Linked DNA regions of Homo sapiens: region 2 is linked to region 1. A link is an interaction called in ENCODE POLR2A ChIA-PET data of the cell type or tissue named here. Cell type or tissue: MCF 10A. All regions are shown on one strand. Each heading gives the region's core, and the rest is flanking DNA. Links, peaks and the distances in the headings are about the cores only.

Region 1 (11,080 bases), core at 3,491-7,490:
TCTGTAATGATCTTCCCTTCCAGGTTCCACATATATGTTCCTGCTTGATGTATCCTCTTAGCTGTTTCAAAGGTAACCCTCAAATATATGTGTAGCTTTGACTTCACCATCTTCTCAGGTCTGTAGGGCTGTCTCCTGAATGTCAATGAATAGTGAAACTCGTCATTTAGTTGTGAAATTCAGAAAACTGTAAGAGTCCTGGAGTTGTCCTTTACCCTGCTGATCAAATCCTGTTGATGTTATCTACCACATCAGATGGTTTTTTTGCTCGATCAGTGATCAGCAAAAGGGCTGTTCTGTGTATTGTATGATATTCACCAGCATCCCTGACCACTACCCACTAGATGCTAAGTGTGATCTCTAAACTAGCAACTAGCGCCTCCAGGTAATTTGTCAGAAATGCAAATTCTCAGGCCCCATCCACGACCTACTAAATCAATGATACCCAGATATCTGCATTTTAACAAGGTTTCCGTGCCAAGGTGCAGTGGCTATAATCCCAGCACTTTGGGAGGCCAAGGAGAGAGGCTTGCTTTAGCCCAGGAATTTGAGACCAGCCTGGGCAACAGAGTGAGACCCTGTCTCTATTAAAAACAAACAAACAAATAGCCATGGTGGTCCATGCCTGTAGTCCCAGCTACTCAGGAAGCTGAAGTGGCAGGATTGCTTGAGCCTAGGAGATGAAGGCTGATCAAGGTTGCAGTGAGCTATGATTATACCACTGCACTCTAGCCTACGCAACAGTGTGAGACCATCTCTAATAAATAAATAAGACTTCCAGGTGATACTCAAATCCACTACAGTTTGAGAACCACTGCTTCAGAAACCCACTGCCATGAACCTATTCCATCACTTCTTACCCGGGCTACTGCAATAGCCTTGTAATTATTCTTCTCCATATTCACACTTCCTTCTACAGTGAATCTCAATCCTGACACACTTTATAACCTACTGGGAGCCAACCTAAACTAATTAAATCAGGATCTCTGTGGGTGACACCAAGGCTTTGATATTGTTTAGAAGTTTCCTCTGGAAAGCCAAGGCCAGAACTACTACTCAATGCTAATCCATTCTGCCTTGCAGCCAGACTGATGTTTAAAGCTGCAAGTCTGGTCTTAAGTAGAGGTGCCACCTCTACTTAAAATTCACCTTGATATAGCCTCATTTCTTAACACCTACAGGGCAAACCAACAAGCAAGGGGCCTGTGTTTAAAGCCACGCACCCCTCCCATCTTCATCACACTGACCTTCTGTCTGTTCTCTGCAGGCTCCATGCTTTGTCCTGCCTTAGAGTCTTGCACCACTGTTTGCTCTCTTGGCCTAAACCACTCTGTCTTCCTCTTTTTGCCTAGGAATCCTCACTTATTCCGCGGATCTCAGTTTCTTCTTCCCTTCCCCAGGAAAGCCTTTCCCAACCTTCCCTCTTATACTAAGGGTAGGTAAGAGTGGGGTAGGGCCTGAGTTTGCCCAGAAAGTCCTGATTTATGCCTGTTGTTCCAGGACAATTAACACACCCTCTTACATGCTCAAAAATGTCCTGTTTGCAACAATAAATTATATAATGCCCTCACCTGTTAGATACTGTCACACACTTTCTCATATACCTCCCCTTTGTGACTCATCACAGGTGCCACTTTACATTTTTTTGGTGACTCTTGGATTCATGTCCATCTTCCTCACTGGACTGAAACAGTTTGACACACAGGAGGCACCCAACGAATATGTGTTGAATGAATGAACAACCTTTTGAGGTGAGCATTAATTAGTGTTCCCATTTTACAGAAGAGGAAACCGAGTCGAAAGAATTTTAAGTATTTGTGTGATTTGCCAAAATCACACAGTTAGGAAATGGTATGGCTGGAATTTGAACCTAGCTCTGGTGTTTTTCAAGATCATAACCATGAAGCTTGGAGAGAGCTCTTTCACTGCCTGATTCAGTGACTAAGATTCTACAATAGCCCAGGATTGAGCTTTGCTCAGTCCTTTTTAGAACTGAACTCAGCTTGAAAGCTACACAATTATTTCCTTTCCATTGAAATTGCAATCTGCTTCAAGGAAATGAAGCTTATGGCTGTCAGAGTATAAAGGGCAAGTGTGTGGGAGAAGCCAGAGATCAAACGGTCAAATACACTTGTTATAGAATTTTTCATGAGCTGAAAATGCTATCATTTGAATCCAAGCTTCTCCCCATTGGATTTTTAAAAACTGAGAACAAAGGGTGAGGGAAAAGGCAGCTGTCAGTGAATAATCAGGAGGCAGATGGAATGGTGCAGGCCTGGGGACAAGGAGGAGAGGCAGCCAAGGGCTGGGACAGAGATCACAAGATAAGTCAGCATAGCAGAAGCTAAGAAGCTGCTTCTCCCTCAGCCCAAACACAGGGGCAACATTGGATACCCTGCAGTTCATCAGTGGGTCCCTCAACTTGCACCAGCTTCCCTTCCTCTTTCAATATAGTAATAGTAAGTTGTAATGCCCTGAGGTCACTTTGTCTCTGATTCTCAGTTTCCTCATCTGCAAAATGAAGAAGTTCCATCTAAACGACCTTTAAAGTTGTTTTTGGCTGTAAAATTTTATGGTTTTATAACCCACAGCCAATGCTGTTAGAATTGACTCAAGAAAGACAAGAACACACCTGGGTATTAGTAGTCATTCTCTTCTCAAAATCAGAAAAAGGATGGCCCATTTATGCTATTCCTCAACCCATAACCTTACAAACTGCACCTGATTGTTAAAAACGTGCCTCAGGTCAAGTCCGACATGCTTTGAAGTCTAAATTGAACCTTGAAGCTCAGAGCCAAATGAACCCCAACCAGAGTGAATGCCACAGTGTACTAAATCTCAAACTGAGATGAAACTTAAGCTATCATTACAAAAATATACATTTAATAGAAAAAATTGGTGGTGATATTTTTAATTTTTCAATAATTTCATTTGTTGGCAAGATGAATTATGTATAATTTTAGACAATTAAATCGGAACAAACCCAGATTGTATTAATAGTTCACATTTGTGAAACACAATGTATTTAATAGACATTTTCTAATTGGATCAAAACGTTTCATGAGGCTTTGTTTGTTTGTTTCCCCACACTGAGCCTCTAGCAAGTTTATAAGGTTGATGTCAACAGTAGAAGTAAGTAGCTAGGAGGTAAGACCAGCTAGGAGAATTTATTCAAATGCAGCTCTGATGTTTCTGTGCCTTGATGCATGCCGTTTACTTGTCCAGAAAGCTCATTCCCCAAACTCCACCTAAAGAAGTCTTGTTTTTCTGGCCTGGCATGGTGGCTCACACCTGTAATCCCAGCACTTTGGGAAGCCAAGGCAGGCGGATCACCTGAGGTTGGGAGTTCAAGACCAGCCTGACCAACATGGAGAAACCCTGTCTCTACTAAAAGTACAAAATTAACTGGGTGGCGCATGCCTGTAATCCCAGCTACTCGGGAGGCTGAGGCAGGAGAATCACTTGAACCCAGGAGGCAGAGGTCGTGGTGAGCCGAGATCACGCCATTGCACTCCAGCCTGGGCAACAAGAGCAAAACCCTGTCTCAAAAAAAAAAAAAAAAATCTTGTTTTTCTATCCTGTCACTTACCTGGGAAGCAGTTTTCTGGGGCCTCCACATTCTTTGACCTTCCTGCTATTGAAACATAGGGTCTATTTTTCTTCCCCTTAAAATTGGCCTCTACAACTCCTTGATGAATAGAATATGGTAGAAAGAATGCTGTGCCAATTTGCAGACAGACTTTAAGAAACTGGCAGCATTTACTTTCTGCCTTGGAACCCAGCCACCATACTGTAAGGGAGCCAAACAGCCACATGTAGAGGCTGGGAGTAGGTGGTCAAGCTGACAGCCACAGCTGAGGTCTCTGTCTACAGCCAGCATCCACTGCCTGACATGAGAGCACAGGAGTGAGCAAGCATTCAGATGATTATAGCCCCCAGCCTTTGAGTTACTCCCAGGTTTTGAGCTGTCCTAACTGATGCCCCATGGTATAGAGAGGAGCTGTTCTACACAGCCCTATCCAAATTGCAACTTCATGAGCAAATTAAATGATTTTTTTGTTAGCTTCATCCCTGAAGTTTGGGGCAGTTTGTTATACAGCAGTAAGTAAGCAAAGTGACAGGAGTGAAGCCGTCTTTAAATTCTCACACCATCCTACAACCACCATTACCATCAGCATGATAGTCATTAGGGTAGTTCATGATTATTCTCACTCTCTCCTCTTTCTGGGTACAAGACAAAAATGCACTCTCTCTGGGCACAATGGCTCACACCTGTAATCCCAGCACTTTGGAAGGCTGAGGAGGATGGGTCACTTGAGGCCAGGAGTTTGAGACCAGCCTGGCCAACATGGTGACACCCCATTTCTACTAAAAATATGAAAAACCTTAGCCAGGCATGGGGGTGCATGCCTGTAATTCCGGCTATTTGTGAGGCTGAGGCAGGAGAATCACTTAAACCTGGGAAGCAAAGGTTGCAGTGAGCCGAGATGGCGCCACTGCACTCCAGCCTGGGCAAGACAGTGAGGCTCTGTCTCAAAAAAAAAAAAAAAATTAAAAATTAAAAATGTATTCTCCACCTACTCCCTCTGAATTCAGGCATGGTCATATGATGGATTGTGGCCAATAAAATGCAATTGGAAAGAATATATGTCAATTCTGGGCAGAAGCTTTTTAAAATTCAGGGTACAATCCAACAAATTTCCTTCCCCCTCTCATAGTGGTGGTAGAAGCCCACATAAAAATGCATCTTCCATCAATAGACTTCTTGAAGGGACTAGGAAAAACAGGGCTATGTTGCCAACCCATGCTGGACATACAGCTTGAGGAAGAAAATAATTATTTGTTGGGTTAAACAGCTGAGAATTTAAAAAGTTATCTGTTGGCTGGGCACAGTGGCTCATGCCTGTAATCCCAGCACTTTGGGAGACCGAGGTGGGTGGATCATCTGAGGTCAGGAGTTCAAGACCAGCCCGGCCAACATGGTAAAACCTCGTCTCTATTAAAAATACAAAATTAGCTGGGCGTGGTGGCGCATGCCTGTAATCCCAGCTACTCAGGAGGCTGAGGCAGGAGAATCACTTGAACCCAGGAGGCAGAGGTTGCAGTGAGTCGAGATCAAGCCATTGCACTCCAGCCTGGGCAACAAGAGTGAAACTCCATGTCAAAAAAAAAAAAAAAGTTATCTGTTACATAACCAGATTTCTCAATGGCAGCACTACTGATATTTTGGGCCAGATAATTTATTGTGGGAGGGCTGTCCTGGGCATTGTAAAATGTTCAGCAGCATCCCTGACCTCTATCCACTAGATGCCGGTAGTACCACCACCCCACAGTTGACACACTCCAGACTTTGCCAAATGTCCCTTGTTGATGGGAGAGAGGCAATAGACTACACCAATTGATGCAACCACCACCACCAGGAAGAATGAGTCACTTCCTCTTTACATTTTGAAAGCCTTAATAGATACTCCTGTGTAGCAATCATATCATTCACCACATTGAATTACACTTAGTTACTTGGACTCTGGTCACCCTCAAGAAGATTGTGAGAGCAGGTAGAAAAGTAGGGCAGGTGCAAAGATCTGCCTAGAGTTTTGAGTTTTCTCATGTTATACCAAGTGACATGGCAGGAACTCACAGTCTCTCCCCGCAAGATGACCAGATGATCCTCTTTGGGGTCACTGCAAATGGCTGGGCAGTGCACAGACTGCACAACGGTACCCAACTACAGAGATAAGTGGCAACTGAGCTCCATCTCACACCTCTCATTAAGCAACCTTCGCACGTAGGGTGTGAGTTTTTCCTTATTCATCTCTCTGAATAGAAGCCTTTTTGAAAACTTTGCACCAAGGCTAGCAGCTTCTCTGACCTAGATTGTGGGGGAATCTGAGCTACATACAGATCCACACAGGACAGAACTAGAAAATCAAAGCTCTCCTACTACATGCTGACACAGAAATCCATCTTGTCCTAAATCTTGTGGAAGAGACAGAAAGCTAGTTCAAGCCACTGAACAAGAGTGGGTAAAAGAAATGCAAGCTACAACTCCTTCATTTGTGTCGGGCAAACTTCAGCAGTATTCCCTAAAATTGGTTCTTTATCTGAATCAAACTGGCATCTCCATCAAATGACATAAAATCCCCAAGCCCTACTGTGTGGGCCTGTAGAACTCTCTAATCTATGTAAATTAAGCACTAATTAGAACCATTTTATTAAAGTTTCCATATAAAATGCCAGCTAAACTGTATATATTAGTGCATGTTGAAATCAGCCCTTGTGTAAATTGTTTCCAAAAGCACACATCCAGGGAGATTCGATGCAGCTGCTGGTTGTGAAATCTCCCCCAGGTTCTTCTCAAGCAGCTCTTCTTGCTGTTTTAAAATAGCTACCAAAGTCAAACAGTCCAGGGTGGCAACACGGTCGGAGGAAGTCTGACATCAATACTGGCAAGCCTCAGGGTGCATGACGAATCCTCCTGCTTCTCCATCTACGCCCCATCCACTCCACACTCACCTCTCCATTCCTACACAACACACATCATGATTCTTGATGGCTGAATGGCAATGGCTCCTCGTCAACTCACCACCAGGTCCTATCTGCACACCATCACTATATGACCCAATAACTTCTCCACTGACAACTTCTCCCAGGAGAAGTCTCCGTACATTATACTCGCTTCACCTTTCTCTTATTTTGGTCAACTCCAAGCCAGAGAAACTCTTTATTTTGCAAACTTCTGTATGCTCTTGATCCTCATGACCTCTCTTTGTGGGAAAATCCAGTTAATGTCTGTCATTGGCTTTTCCTTCCCTTTTCTTCTTGTATTGTCTTATTCTTTCCTCTTTCCTTCCTCTCTTCATTGTGGTTGTCAATTAAGACATGGCACCCAGGCCAGGCGCAGTGGCTCCCGCCTGTAATCCCAGCACTTTGGGAGGCTGAGGCGGGCAGATCACGAGGTCAGGAGATTGAGACCATCCTGGCTAACACGCTGAAACCCCGTCTCTACTAAAAGTACAAAAAATTAGCAGGGCGTGGTGGCAGGCACCTGTGGTCCCAGCTACTCAGGAGGCTGCGGCCGGAGAATGGCGTGAACCCAGGAGGTGGAGCTTGCAGTGAGCCAAGATCGCGCCACTGCACTCCAGCCTGGGCGACAGAGCAAGACTCCATCTCAAAAAAAAAAAAAAAAGACATGGCACCCATGATGAGTGACAGGAGTAAGAGAAGCCCCAATGACACCCCTTTATCAAGAAAAATGGCCAGGCATGGTGGCTTACACCTGTAATCCCAGCACTTTGGGAGGTCGAGGTGTGCAGATCACTTGAGGTCAGGAGTTTAAGACCAGCCTGGCCAACATGGCAAAACCTCATCTCTACTAAAAATTCAAAAATTAGCCAGGCGTGGTAGTGCACGCCTGTAATCCCAGCTACTCAGGAGGCTGACGTAGGAGAATCACTTGAACCCAGGCGGCGGAGGATGCAGTGAGCCAAGATTGTGTCACTGCACTCCAGCCTGGGCAACGAAGCGAGACCCTGTCTCAAAAAAAAAAAAAAAAAAGAAAAGAAAAGAAAAAGGAGAACTACATTTTTACGTTGTAAGGCATTCGAGAAGGATCATGGTGTTAAATTACCCAGAAGTTCCCTTAAAAAAATTCTACTCGCCTCACCTCTAAATAAACTTGTCTTTCTCTAGGAGCAAAGTTAATGATAATCTATTGTTTATTACTTATGGTTGGTAGTGACATTCCCATTTCTCACTTCAATTTGATGACATTATGCTGGGTGCGGTGGCTCATGCCTGTAATCTCAACACCTTGGGAGGCCAAGGTGGGCAGATCACTTGAGCTCAGGAGTTCAAGACCAGCCTGAGCAACATGGCAAAACCCTGTTTCCACAAAAAATAAAAGAAATTATCTGGGTATGGTGGCATGCAGCTGTAGTCCCAGCTACTTGGGAGGTTGATGTGGAAGGATGGTTTGAGCCCTGAAGGTGGAGGTTGCAGTGACCTGTGATCTCATCACTGCACTACAGCCTGGGTAACAGAGCCAGACCCTGTCTCAAAAAAAAAAAAAAAAGTAGTGACATTATGCTTTCTTCATGCAACCTCCTTAGCTTAGAATGATCTTCTCTCCATTGTTTGCCTTTGAAATACCTCTTTATCTTTTAAAGGCCTGTAGAATGAATTATTCCTTCCCCTGTACCCCTACATCAAGTTGCTTTTGTTGCAATTGAATACCTATTTTAGTTTGTTTTGTATTTCTTTCTCCTTCTATAGCCTGTAAGGCACTAGAAAGACTGAGTACTGTTAACATTATTAACCCCCCTGCCAGGAACATCTTTGTCTGGCACGTGGTAAACCCACAAGAAATATATATCAAAATGAAATAGACTAGGAACCTGAAGACCACTCACAAAGTTATTTCTGATACAAATGCATTGTTTTTCAAACAATTGACTTATTCATTTATTTGTACACTACTTTTTCCATAATAATTTCAGACAGCCTACAGATACTGTTATTTTTTATAATGGCATATTTTGTAAACTAAAGCCAAGACTGAAGATCAATACCAAGGAGAAAGGAAGAGTCCAGATATATGGGCCATAATGTCTTACATAGCCATAAAACTTGGGCTACAAGTTTGGCTCTGAGTTTCCTGACAGCCAAAGCACAAAGGAAAATATGTTTAATTACATGGTTCTCACTGTCCAGAAAAAGAAAACATGCCATTGCTTGAGGGAAGCAAAATTTTCCTGGCACTTCCTTTTGAAACAAAAGCTCTTGTATAAGATTTCTCATTAGAGTTGTTGAGTCAGCAAACAATTGAGTCTCAGTTGGGATTTTGGTGCACAATTTTTTTGTTTTGGGAACTGCTAGTGAAGAATCATATGGAAAGAGGCAGAGCAAAAGAGATTAATGTAGTGAGGTTATTTTATCTGCTCTTAAATAATAAAGATGGGAACATGTCTAATAAATAGAACCAATGCAAAGCATAACATAACATCCCAGAAGTAGGTGTCAAAATTATTTTCCTGTTTTCATTGCTTTCATTTGTCTGTTTATTTGGGGTTTTCTTTCGTGGAGGGGAAGGGGTTGTTTTTGTTTTTGTTTTTGTTTTTTGAGATGAAGTCTCACTCTGTCACCCAGGCTGGAGTGCAGTGGCACAATCTCAGCTCATTGCAACCTCCGCCTCCCAGGTTCAAGTGATTCTCCTACCTCAGCCTCCTGAGTAGCTGGGATCACAGGCACACACCACCAATCCAGCTAATTTTTTTGTATTTTTAGTAGAGACAGTGTTTCACCATGTTGGCCAGGCTGGTCTCAAACTCCTGACCTCAAGTGATCCGCCTACCTCAGCTTCCCAAACTGCTGGGATTACAGGCATGAACCACTGCGCCCAGCCCTGTCTGTTTATTTGTAATGACAATGAAAACATTTATGCTTCTGCTTTGTGGAAATTTTGAATGGAAATTTAGATCACTGACTCAATATTTCTGAGGTTTAGTGTGGGTTTAACAAGTGGGATATTGAAAAAGGTATTGAACAGCTTACATTTAATCATTAAGCTAGAAATAAAACAGAAATAAATGAAAATGATCTTTTCTCAAAAAGTCTTACATGAAGCACTGAAGCTTTTCAAAATCAAGAGTGTTATTAAGTTTTGATTTACCCCATTCATTGAGCTAGAAATGTAGAAATCCAGAAATTCAGGATTCTATGCAGCAAGTTAGCATACAGCTAGACAAGGCGGGGGCAATAAGAAAGGGGAGAAGAGGAATTTTAAAAGGCTAGTCAATCTATTTGAAAGCTTCCAAGGGGGCTATGTGAATCTCACTTTGAGAAGTAGATCTGCTCCTGGATACTAACTAAATCCTCAGTTAATATGCAGGCTGCCTATCCAAGCCAAGATCAACTGTGCTTTAAATTTCAGTTTAAACATTCTGGTGGGCTGGGGGGAAGGTAGGGAGCTAAGTAAATTATCGTACAGACAGGACATTAAAGCATAGCACAATTTTCTAAATATGTTTTTCTTGCTGTTTGCCAACATTTACAAATCTTTGCATGTTTATTGTTAAGATGCTATCGGCTGAGCACAGTGGCTCACGCCTGTAATCCCAGCACTTTGGGAGACTGAGGCGGGTGGATCACCTGAGGTCGGGAATTAGAGACCAGCCTGACCAAGATGGAGAAACCCCATCTCCACTAAAAGTACAAAATTAGCCAGGCATGGTGGCGCATGCCTGTAATCCCAGCTACTCGGGAGGCTGAAGCAGAAGAATCGCTTGAACCCAGGAGGCGGAGGTTGCGGTGAGCCGAGATCGCGCCATTGCACTTCATCCTGAGCAACAAGAGCGAAACTCCGTCTCAAAAAAAGAAAAAAAGATGCTATCATTTCCTGTAAAGTTATTCAACATGAAAACTGATAGCACTGTTTTAATGATTCTGTTTTCTGCTAGTCATCTCAAAAATATTCTCATCAACCTAACACACAAAAAAAATTCAGACTATTTTCAGCACTGTGGAGCATGAGAATGTAAAATGTGAAGTGTTCACCCCTAAAATAGTTTACTAATAAAAATAACCAGACTTTTGAGTCACTCCCCATTATTAAGTTTTATTTATAGATTTCTGAGCTGTTACTCAGGAAAAACAGTGGAGATGAGAAGGCAATAAACTGCTAAGCAAAATATACCAAGAACATATTTGATATTTGAGGAGAATTTGAAATTGAGCTGTGCTGATACTTCTTGCAAGGTCACTGTGTAGCAAAACTGTAATTCTTCTTTTAGTAATAAAACTGGCCCAAGAGTCCTCAGGGCTAAGAGTGCTAATCCAGTGAGAATACATTGAGAAAGAAGAATGAAAGACAGAAATGGAGTCAATGCATCTCAATATACTGACTGCAATTCCAGTTAGGATATAATCCATGAGCAACTCATTAAAAATAAAAACGTGATCATCACAGATGGCCAGAGATACAACCTGATATTTATTCATGAAATATCCTTGTGAAAAGTGGCATTAATAAAACAACCTGGGAAGGTAAACATAACTAGAGAAAAATAAATAAAGAACCCTAAAT
Region 2 (11,080 bases), core at 4,308-8,307, 330 kb after region 1:
CCCTATAGGATAAATGACCTACCTCATAGGGTGGTAGTGAGGATGAGAGAAAATGGTGCATGGCTAGGAGCAGTGCCTTATGGCACCCAGAATCCAACCACTTCCTTCCACCTCCACTGCCACTGCAGTGGGCTGAGCACCATCATCTCCTCACACACCCCATAGTCTATTCTGCACACTGCAGCCACAGATCCTGTTAACATTTAAGTCATATCACATCTGCTCAAAGCTTCCAACAACTCTCATCTCCTGGAGTAAGATCCAAGGTCATCAGAGTGGCCTCAAAGTTCACAAGATCATCCCCCACTCCAGCTACTGTCACTGTGTTGACTTTTGTCATGCAAAAATTTTTTTGTTTGTATAGCCAAATTTATCAACCTATCAAGTGTTTGGGTAGTCAACTATATCGATCTATCTTATATGGCATGTGAGTTTTGAGTCTTGCCTTCCCCATATGAGAGTAGAAAAAGGATTCTCCCATGTTTTCTTTTTAGTATCATTATTATTTCATATTTTATACCTGAAGCTTTGATTAAATCAGATTGAATTAGAATTAGTTTGAATTATATTTATTCTAGTGTGACGTATGAGAAAAGGAGTCCAAATTTTTCTTGCCAGAAGATTACCTGATTGTCCCAAATCTATTTATTAAGTAAATAGATGTTTTGCTTTTCAATGTTAAATGGGATTCTATTCTTTGACTATATCATAATGTATTTTCCAATCCCCTATTGCTGGGCACCAAGGTTATTTCTCTTTTTTGTTTTTTGCTATTTTAAATAGTGCTGAAGTACACAATAGTGAGTTTCTACTTACAATGTTGAAACTTGAACTAAATATTTAAGGATTTTTTTTTTTTTTTTTGAGATGGTGTCTCGCTGTGTCTCCCAGGCTGGAGTGCAGTGGAGCGATCTCGGCTCACTGCAAGCTCCGCCTCCTGGATTCACACCATTCTCCTGCCTCAGTCTCCCAAGTAGCTGGGACTACAGGCACCCGCCACCACACCCGGCTATTTTTTTTGTATTTTTAGTAGAGACGGGGTTTCACTGTGTTAGCCAGGATGGTCTCGATCTCCTGACCTCGTGATCCGCTCACCTCGGCCTCCCAAAGTGCTGGGATTACAGGCATGAGCCACCACGCCCGGCCGGATGATTCTCAACTGTATTTGTACTCTCAAATGCTATGAAAATAAAAATGAGAAAGGAAGAACAAGTAGTCATACCTTATTTTCTGCTTTAGAACTCATTAGAATTGAGCAGTTTCAGAAAGGCCACTGAAGTACTAGTTATAGAGACAGAAAAGTTGCAGATTAGTTTGAGGAAAGTTTAATAAGTTGGAAAGTCAGTGCTTTTTCTAAATCATACCTGAAATCCCATCATTCATTTCAAGTTGTGACTTTGCATCTCCGAGAATACTTTGTAAAAATGGAAATGTCTTTGTTTAGGCATGACACTGAGGATATGGCACTGGTACCTCATACAGGATTGGTTTCACATGTTAATACCAATGTGAAACCTGGCTGAGATTGAAGGGTTAAAAGAATTTTGGGAAGCCATTGAGGAAAAAAATGTGGAAAAAAAAATCTAGTCAATAGTTTGTCACTGTGGGCAGAATCTTATCCAATCAATTTGGCTTTGGATAATAGAACAAGCTTTAGTCCAGTCCAGAAAGGTAGGAGAGGAAAGCAGGAAATTCTGGTCCTTCCCAGTGTGGGGGCTGTACCTGGCTGAGATGTCATAACTCAGAGGAAGTGATACCATCCTATCACGGACTGCAGAGTCCAGTGGCATAAGTCACTCATCCTGTCCTCTCATAAACTGTAAAGGGACATTCAGCTACTATTAGTACGTAGCTGAGAGGCTGGCAGGAGGTGGCAGTTATTTAAAGGCAGATGGTTATTTCACAAGTGTTAAGTAGAAACATAAAAAATACTAATTGGATAGTCAGACCAACTGATTATAGTAACAGGGTTTTGTTTCACCTCTTCACTGAAGAATTATAACTCAAACTTGTCGTGTTGCATAGTGGCAAGAAGACCCCACCTTCATTCCCACCCAATTCAAGAAATCAGCTGCCTGTTTGCTATGGTCATAGGGAATAACAAAATTCCGTTTTAATGGCAAGTAGATCTTTAGTCAAGGGTTGTATGATTAGCAAAAAGAAGAAGGAGGAGGAGAAGGAAGAGGAGGAGGAGGAAGAAGGAGGAGGAGGGGGAGGGGGAGGGAAGGAAGGAGAAGTAGAAAGAAGAGGAAGAAGAAGAAAAGAAAGAGAAGGAGGAGAAGAAGGAAGAAGAAAAGAAGAAGAAGAGGAGGAAGAAGAAGAAGAAGAAGGGGAGGAAGAAGAAGAAGAGGAGGAGGAGGAAGAAGAAGAATTTTTATTCTTTTTTAAAATTATTTTTGAGATGGAGTCTCGCCCTGTCGCCAGGCTGAAGTGCAGTGGCGCAATCTCAGCTCACGGCAACCTCCGCCTCCCGGGTTCAAGCGATTCTCCTGCCTCAGCCTCCCAAGTAGCTAGAATTATTATTTAATAAAATAAATCTTATGAGACCCAGCCCTTTGAGAGCCTTAACTGAAGGCAAAAAAAATGTTATTAAGAGGCCAACCCAGCTTCTGTTTTTCTCTGGGGCCTTGAAGTCTCTTCCATTTCTCCTGCTTCTACCTGGAGTTTGAATCTGATTTCTCATCTGGCCCATTGGTGGCTCCAAACAGCCACAGGCAAATGGGAACCTTGGCCCCTGAATTCAAATGTCGTATGTGTCCAGTGACTCCAGCAAACTCTCTCAGCTTATTTGGGTCCTGAATCCAAATGCCAGTGTCTAGTTCATTAATAATCCTCTTGGAGCTAGTGTCATGCCAAAGGAGCATGGGGTCTGAACGAACCTTAGCTCTCTCATGTCCTAGTTTTGCAGTGGCTTAACCTCTCTGAGCCTCAGTTGACCCAATTGTAAAACTGGGGTAGTACAAATTCACAATTCTTATCTGAAACCCTTGGATCAGACATGTTTTAGAATTAAGAATTTCTCCCCCCAAAATACTGTGCTTCTACCTGCAGGTTGAATCTGCTTTCTCATCTGGCCCACTGATGGCTCCAAACAGCCACATGTAAATGAGGAATTCAAATGTTATATGTGCCCAGTGCCTCCAGCAAACCCTCTCAGCTTATTTGGGTCCTGAATCCAAATTCCAGGAAGAGAGAATTGCACTGGTCTAGCTCGGATCAGTACTTCTTATACTTGGCCAATCATCTGTGATGGTGAGGGATGGGATGTCAGAGTAAAACATACTGCCGTTTTCCAGTATGAGCATGAGGAAAAGGCAGGAAATCCAAAAGCAGAGTATGGCCAGTGTGGAGAAATGGCTATCACCCTTGTAAGGGACAGTTCAGCCAAGGCTGCCGACTGGCAATTTAGGTCATGCAAATTTTTTTCCATAAATTAAGACTTTTTTGATTGCATAAAAATTAGAAATGTCTAACAAAGAACCTCCTAAACAGAATAATTAAGCCTTGGAAAATTACCTATGTAACAAAACTGCACATTCTGCACATGTACCTCAGAACTTAAATAATAAAAAATTTAAAAATACATGATATTTGCACATGTATTTGTCCTTGTTTTTCTCCTTTAAGCCTTTATAAGTGAACAGCGTCAATGAGTTTCTTCAAATAGACTTCTGTCAGTCTAGGTGATCTCCATTTTTTTTTTTTTTTTTGGGTGGGGGGTCTAATTTCAAATCACCATCATCCATGTAATCTATTCTAAAGACAGAAGGAAAACTTATATTTAGTGCAGTTTTGGATATTTTAACAGGCTTTATCATTTACAAATTATTTCGTTCATGTGTTTGAGTTGTCAGGAATTTTTTTCCTGTACCTTCAGTTCCATGCTCTTTCCTTCCATCCAGAAGCTTCTTGGGAAAGCAACTTGTCTTTCCTAAAAATAAGTGTTTTCACCCAGACCATCCATGATTTCCTCCTGAAGTTGTTTTACTTTCTCTATGGCGTTTTTGGCATTGGTCACTTGGGAGTGACAGGATTTTGATACATCTTTGAGTGACTGTGTCTATCTTTGAGGTGAAGCCATCATAGCTCCATGAAATGAAAATCTGGGGCTCACTTTTCTGTTCTTTGTGGAGAATGTGTATGACAACCTCAAGTAAAAACTTGAACCTGTTCAAATATTTATTAAGTCCTGCCAAATTCTCTTTGTAACTTCAGAGGAGTGGCTGCTTGATCAACTAGTATAATCAGTCTAATCGATTACACTGACTTTAAGATATTCTTCAACCTGAGCAGAAAATCTTTTGACTAGCTTTTTTTTTCTCCTCCAAGTATGTTGGCTCTTTGCTATAATAATTGGGGCAGCATATATCAGAATCTCCCAGAGAGATTCAAAGAGACTTAGGCCGTGTCTCAAGCATTCACACACCATCTCCAGAGCCCTGCACAGCGGCTCCAGGAACAACTGGCTGGGAAGACATTTTGCTGGCAATCAGCAGGTCTTCCATGGCTTCAAAAGGCACCACTGCTCTGCCTCCAGCTGCCAGTATCCTGTGGGCCACAACTAACCACAAAAAAGCCTGCAGCTGTGGAGCAGTCCGCTTCCAACCCAAACAAGTGCCTGGCATCCAGGACAGGCCATCAGTGGGTTGGGAGCCACATCGTAGAAAGACAGCGCTCTCTGATTTTGATTTGCTCACTGCAAAAATAGAAAGTGGCCAGGCACGGTGGCTCACGCCTGTAATCCCAGCACTTTGGGAGGCCGAGGTGGGAGGATCACAAGGTCAGGAATTCAAGACCAGCCTGGCCAATATGGTGAAACCCCATCTCTACTAAAAATACAAAAAATAGCCAGGCGTGATGGTGCACGCCTGTAGTCCCAGCTACTTGGGAGGCTGAGGCAGAAGAATCGCTTAAACCTGGGAGGCAGAGGTTGCAGTGAGCCGAGATCGTACCACTGCACTCCAGCCTGGGTGACAGAGTGAGACTCTGTCTCAAAAAAAAAAAAAAAAGAGTTATTATTTGTACAGTACATTTGAGCCAGTGGAAAATGCTGATTGCAGCCAGAGGAGATCATTCATGAGCTCTGACCATCCCAATCCCTGGCTGGCCCTGCAAGAAGCCTAGAAGCTAAAGCAGTGCCATGTCATTACCCATTCTGTGCCCACAAGCATGTCAGGTAGTAATGGTGGGGCACACTGCAGCAGAAGACCTGTGTCCACACCCATGGGTGAGGCTCTTTCTTCCGAGTCCAAGCTTCCTTTGGCAGCAGGGAAAGTTTGATCCCACCTACAAAGGTCACAGGACCTCTGTCCACTGAAAGGTCCTCCACCCGTTTGTGTTTGGTCAGTCCAGGTGGGCAGGGACAGAGCCCTGAAAGACCTCAACAAGGGCATAAACTAACAGCCCTGGATTTCAATAACTGAATTAGCAATGTCTTAACATTTCACAGATTTTCTTTGGGGCCAGCTGCCCCATTCCAATCCATGTATTCCTGAATCAGGGGAAGACTCTCCCCCAGTGGTAACTTAAGTGGCCCAGACTCTTTATATCATGTTGCCCTGTCCCGTCCAGCTCATGGCTCCCAAGGGTGCCCTGCAATTGGTCTCCAGTCCACGAAGTCATCTTCAGAAGTGTGACTGCCTCTGCAGAGAAAACAGGTCATTTTTGACTGAATCTACCACCATTTATTTCTTTTCTTCTATTTTCTCTTTTTTTTTCTTTTTGAGGCAGGGTCTTGCTCTGTTGCCCAGGCTGGAGTGCAGTGGCATGATCACAGCTCACTGCAGCCACAACCTCTCAGGCCCAAGTGATCCTCACACCTCAGCCTCCCAAGCAGCTGAGACTACAAGTGTGCACCACCATGCCCAGCTACATTTTTTATTTTTTTGTAGAGATAAGGGTCTCATTATGTTGCCCAGGCTGGTCTCAAACTCCTGGCCTCAAGTGATTTTCCCACCTCAGCCTCCCAAGCTGCCAGGATTATAGGCATGAGTCACCGTACCTGGCCTCCATTTATTTCATTAAACAACATCTCCCTCTCTTAGTATGTCACTAGGATTCTGTCATGACTGACTCATCCTCAGTATCTTTTTTTTTTTTTTTTCGAGACTAGGTCTGGCTCTGTCACCCAGGCTGGAGTGCAGTGGTGTAATCTCGGCTCAATGCAACCTTCACCTCTCAGGCTCAAGCCATCCTCCCACCTCAGCCTCCTGAGTAGCTGGGACTACAGGTGCACACAACCACATCCAGCTTATTTTTGTATTATTTTGTATTTTTTGTAGAGACAGAGTTTTGCCATGTTGCCCAGGCTGGTCTTGAACTCATGAGCTCAAGTGATCCACCCGCCTCAGCCTCCCAAAGTGTTGGGATTACAGGCGTGAGCCACTACCTGTAATCCTATCCTCAGTATCTTTACAAGAGAACTGTCAGCAGAGGCTGATCTGGGGTCTTGGAAGATTCCAGGTTCAGGCTCCAGGTGCCCAGTGGAAGTGGAGGATGGCATCTCTGGCAAGGCTTGCGAGAGGGTAGAGAGTGGCCACATGCCTAATGAAGGAACAATGGTTTATCATTCATTTAAAAAGAAAATGGTCATTTCAAAGTTTATATCCTATCTCTAAAGAATGTACTCACCGTGGGGGAAATAAGAAGGCTACAGAGGATTTTAGGCTGGGCTCTTTGATTTGCAGTGACAGAAACAAAGCTGGAGGTAACTTAAGGCAACCTCGGCTATCAAGGTGCCCCACAATATGTGGAGCAGCAGGAGCCACGGCAGCCCTGGGGCCTCGTGGGAATCAGGGAGTCACCCATGCAGGGGCTACTCTGTCTGTCGCGGGTCCCAGAGTCAGGAAAAGGTCTCCAGGTGTTGATGGGTAGGGTTCACCCTCTCAGGTTTCTGCATGTGGTGGGAACTTGGCTGGCATTTCCTTCCCCACCTGCTGGGGCAAGGCCTCCAATTGGCTGGGTGCAGTAGCTCATGTCTGTAATCCTAGCACTTTAGAATGCTGAGGTGGGAGGATCACTTGAGACCAGGATATCAAGATCAGCCTGGGAAACAACAACAGTTATCTGCCAGTGAATAGGAAAACCACCAATGTACGTGAGACCCACAGTTTCTGCACTCAGTGAGCCTGGTGCCTTCTCTTCATTAGCTTACACACCTGATTATACCTGGTCCTTGTCATACCCAGGATGACTCTCCTCACTACACCCACTGCCTGACCATACCAAGGTATTTGTTGGTAATGCAAATTCTTGGGCCCCAGGACAAACCTACTGAATCAGAATGTATAGGGACAAGGGCCTGGAAACCTTCATTTTGAACCAACACCCATGGTGATTCTTACGAAGACTGGATTCATCCACTTCATTCTTATCTTACTTTTCCAGAAGTCAAGTCTTTATGATGAGCTGCTATTGCTCATGCTGAACGCTCTACTCGAAATACCTTTTTGAGTTTTCACATGGAAAATAAATTCCTACTCTTCTTCCAGGCTTAGATGTCACTTCTGTGAAAGATTCACCACCACACTTAGCCCTATGTATTCTCTGCGGACTATGTACCCAACAGAACCAGTTTCCCCCTTAAACACCCTTAGCTCTCTATACATCTGTCATAAACATAACATATTGTCTATGTGTTTCCTCTCACCTCCCATCCCAGACTGTGAGTTCTTCAAAGAGATGAATGTTATTTTTAATCCTCAGAACTGACCCATACCTGGTATTTATTATGAAATGTTGCTTAAATGAATGTTGATTAAAATTTACAACTTCATGATTAGTAAATTAAATATGACTTAATAGGCCATTATTTTGTTTTCTGCAGGTACAGATTTCTATCTTTCAAAAAACCAACTAATTAACCATTTTTAAATCTTTCAAAAAACCAACTAATTAACCTTTTTTAAGTATGAAATTTACAAAGACATAAAAAGCATAAGAGAACAGCCAAGTATATTTCAGAGCAAACTGACTGATTAATTATAATTTCTTTTGGATTAAATTATGCCATGTTAAATGGTCTACAGTACTACAAACAACATTAAATGAGTTTTTATATGCATTTATACTGACTTCTTATTTAGTCTGGGCAATAATTTTCTAGGGAATGTGAAAATTTTCTAGGGAATGTGAGTCTCATCATGAGTTTCCCCCATAAGTTACAATAAATAATACATCCATAAGAGATTGCAAAATTGTCCTGGATGACATAAAAAGCCTATTACCCAGCTTTAATAAATAAACAAACAACCTAAACTCCATAGCTTCTCTTTTACCCCCACGTTTCTGAGTCACTACCATGAGATTTTACGGGATGGATAGCATGCCATTGCATTATGCCAGGACACGTTTATGATGCTGGAGGGTTTGTTGTGGTTATATAAATTAGTCCAAAATACGTAAGTTGCCAATTCATCTTTCATAGTTCCACTAAGAAAGTTCATGAATTGAAAGAAGTGTGTGCACTTGTATTTCTGAGCCCCTTAATTTATCTTTTTGAGTAACCTTTTGAGGTAGGAGACAGGCACAACCTTGCTGACCAAAACAGGATCTGGTCTAAACCTTGTTTTCTGGTCACAACCTTGCTGACCAAAACAGGATCTGGTCTAAACAGGATAAAGTGAAGAAACTGGTAGGAACCAGCAGATGGCTACCAAAGCAATCCATAGATGCCCTCATTGCTCATTAGCATAAGACACTCCCACCAGCACCATGACAATTTACAAAAGCTATGAGGATGACCTGGAAGTTACTACCCCTTTGCTAGAAAATTCTAAACAAACTGCCCCTCAATTTGCATCCACCCACCCGTTAATTTGCATGTAATTGAAAGCAGGTTTAAGTGAGTATAAATACAGCTGCCAAGAACTCATATGTTGTCAACTTTAGCTGCACTGCCTATGAGTTAGCCCTGCTCTGTAGGGAGCAGTACTATTCAACAAAAGATGCTGTCTAACACTGAATTCTTTCCCGGATAACCTTCCTGGGCAAAGCTCCAATTTGAGGGCTCATCTGTTCTGCAATACTTTGATAAATTAAGCCTTTCTTGCCTTTATCTGTTGCTGTGCTTCAGTCAAGGTTTTCAAAGCGCTTTACAAACACAAAGCCATCCTTCACTTGTTCCTTAACTCAGGTGTGGATGAAACCAACTTTTGTGGAAGAAAAACAAAAACAAAAATCACCAAGGCCATTTGAAGTCTCTCAAGTGTTCCAGGGCACCAAATTTAGAAATCTGAAACACACACACAAACAGAATTCTCGCTTGGATTATCCACTTATGGGTTTTATTTGACAGCAGTTAACCAAAAGTCTGATCTGGAGACTGGCCCAGACTAAAAGGACAGAAGTTAATTTCACAGTGAAGCTACAAGTTCAGTTTTCAAGTGAGTGGATGTCATCTGACCAAATAACCATCTTCCAGGGCCGTTATTTCTGCAGTTTGATTTGACTGCTTATGACTTTGGGTTCTCCTTCTACAGACAGGGAACAAATGTTTGCTTCCTCTCTACAGAAGCCAGGCAATAGAGGAGGGCCCAAGTGGAGTATGAAATTCTGTGTGATCTGTTTTGTTTTTTTGTTTTTTTTTTAATTGCATTTTGTACTGGAGAGAAAACATTTATTTTTTACTTTTTTTAGTTACCATTGAAGAATTTCCCAACAAAGTTTTTGCTACAGAGAAAATGCTTTTATCTCTCTATCTATACTCCTGCTCCAAAATTTAGATTCAACTATTATAGACGCATGAACAATTTTTTAAGTATGATAAATGCAATGTAGTCTTACAATGATGTGGTAGTAGGTTAGGGCAGGGCTGGAGATAAAAGTGATAAGTCTGAATTAGTTTAAAAAATTAATTACACTTTAAAATACTGTCATATCAAAGACAGAGAACATCTCCCTTTTATCCTGTTTTAAAATAAGATGAAAACAAAACAAAACACCTGCTGCCATTGGTGAGCGTTACCTGTGAGTTCTGTTCCAGTAGTTCCAGTAACTAAGTGGCCTCTTCATGGAGTCTTAGAACACCATAACACAAGTCCTGTTTTGCTACTGGGAGGTATTTATCTTTTTTTTTATTATTACTATACTTTAAGTTTTAGGGTACATGTGCACAATGTGCAGGTTAGTTACATATGTATACATGTGACATGCTGGTGTGCTGCACCCACTAACTCTTATATCCAAATCTTTTTTTTAATTTAAATCCTGAATTTAGTACCATGCAATAATTTGCACGTTTATATATTATCTGTTGTAATACCCAGTGTCTACAATGTGCAAACTGGACATACATTATTGCTAAATTAAGCATGTGAAATTTCTTTTCTGGATATTTTATACTAAATTGATCTTTAGGAGAAAAATAAAGTGCTCAGTAATTTGTGGGAAGCAGTTTCATCATGCCCACTGCATCTTGGGACTGCAGTTTCTACCTCTCGCATGAGTCTGGTGAGACAGAACAATCACACAGCAAAGTAAGTGAAGCAACTTTATTCCTCACAGATAGGCAGCAAGGGACAATAAAAGCTTAAGATTCATGGCAGGTCTGTCAAAGCTCAGGATAGTTTCCCAGGGCAGTTAGAGTCAGCTACATGCAGTCTAGTCTGCATGTAGCTGAGGGACCTTCAAAGCATGCTCCACTCTGGGTTTCATACCTAGGGGATACTTGACGTCCTGGGCTAAAGCACCATAAGATCCTGTTTCAGGAGGGATGGGAACACAGCTTAGTTTGATCTGGCCAGTTCCTCCTTATCTGAGAATGTTCCATTTCCAGCACATTCTACAGTTATTCTGAGAACTACAAGAGAGAAAGAGGGGATGAGCTGGGTCACCAGTGCAATCCGAAGACTTGTTCTGTAAGCTGCTCAGACATTGGGATGAATTTATAGACCTAATCTACTACTGTCTTTATGTTTCATATTACAAATAAAAAAAGAATATATAATACTGTTGAAAAATCAGATGCAAAGTGTTTCTGTGTAAAGGAGGATCCGTAATATCACTTGATTTAGATTCTAAAATATATACTGATAAAAATATTTATAAAATTATTTCTATTTTTATTTGGTCTATATTAATT

What was found. Peaks named below come from ENCODE experiments on the same cell type or tissue, not always from the same donor. Only the 100,000 strongest peaks of a DNase experiment are listed, where the experiment ranks them.
Region 2: POLR2A ChIA-PET joins it to region 1 with 5 read pairs; 1 of 35 experiments calls an interaction of 5 or more read pairs at or near these places.

What each region holds. Positions count from the first base shown.
Region 1 is chr9:72,581,259-72,592,338 of GRCh38, reverse strand. The region is part of intron 2 of TMC1 (transmembrane channel like 1); the gene reads right to left. Among named protein-coding and RNA genes, the nearest start is that of TMC1, 65 kb to the right of the region's middle. In MCF 10A, for the core only: no CTCF peak of the experiment used is centred there; DNase peaks (open chromatin) are centred at 3,788, 5,378 and 6,418.
Region 2 is chr9:72,252,956-72,264,035 of GRCh38, reverse strand. It overlaps a transcript of GDA not described here. Among named protein-coding and RNA genes, the nearest start is that of LINC01504, 47 kb to the left of the region's middle. In MCF 10A, for the core only: no CTCF peak of the experiment used is centred there; DNase peaks (open chromatin) are centred at 6,015 and 8,295.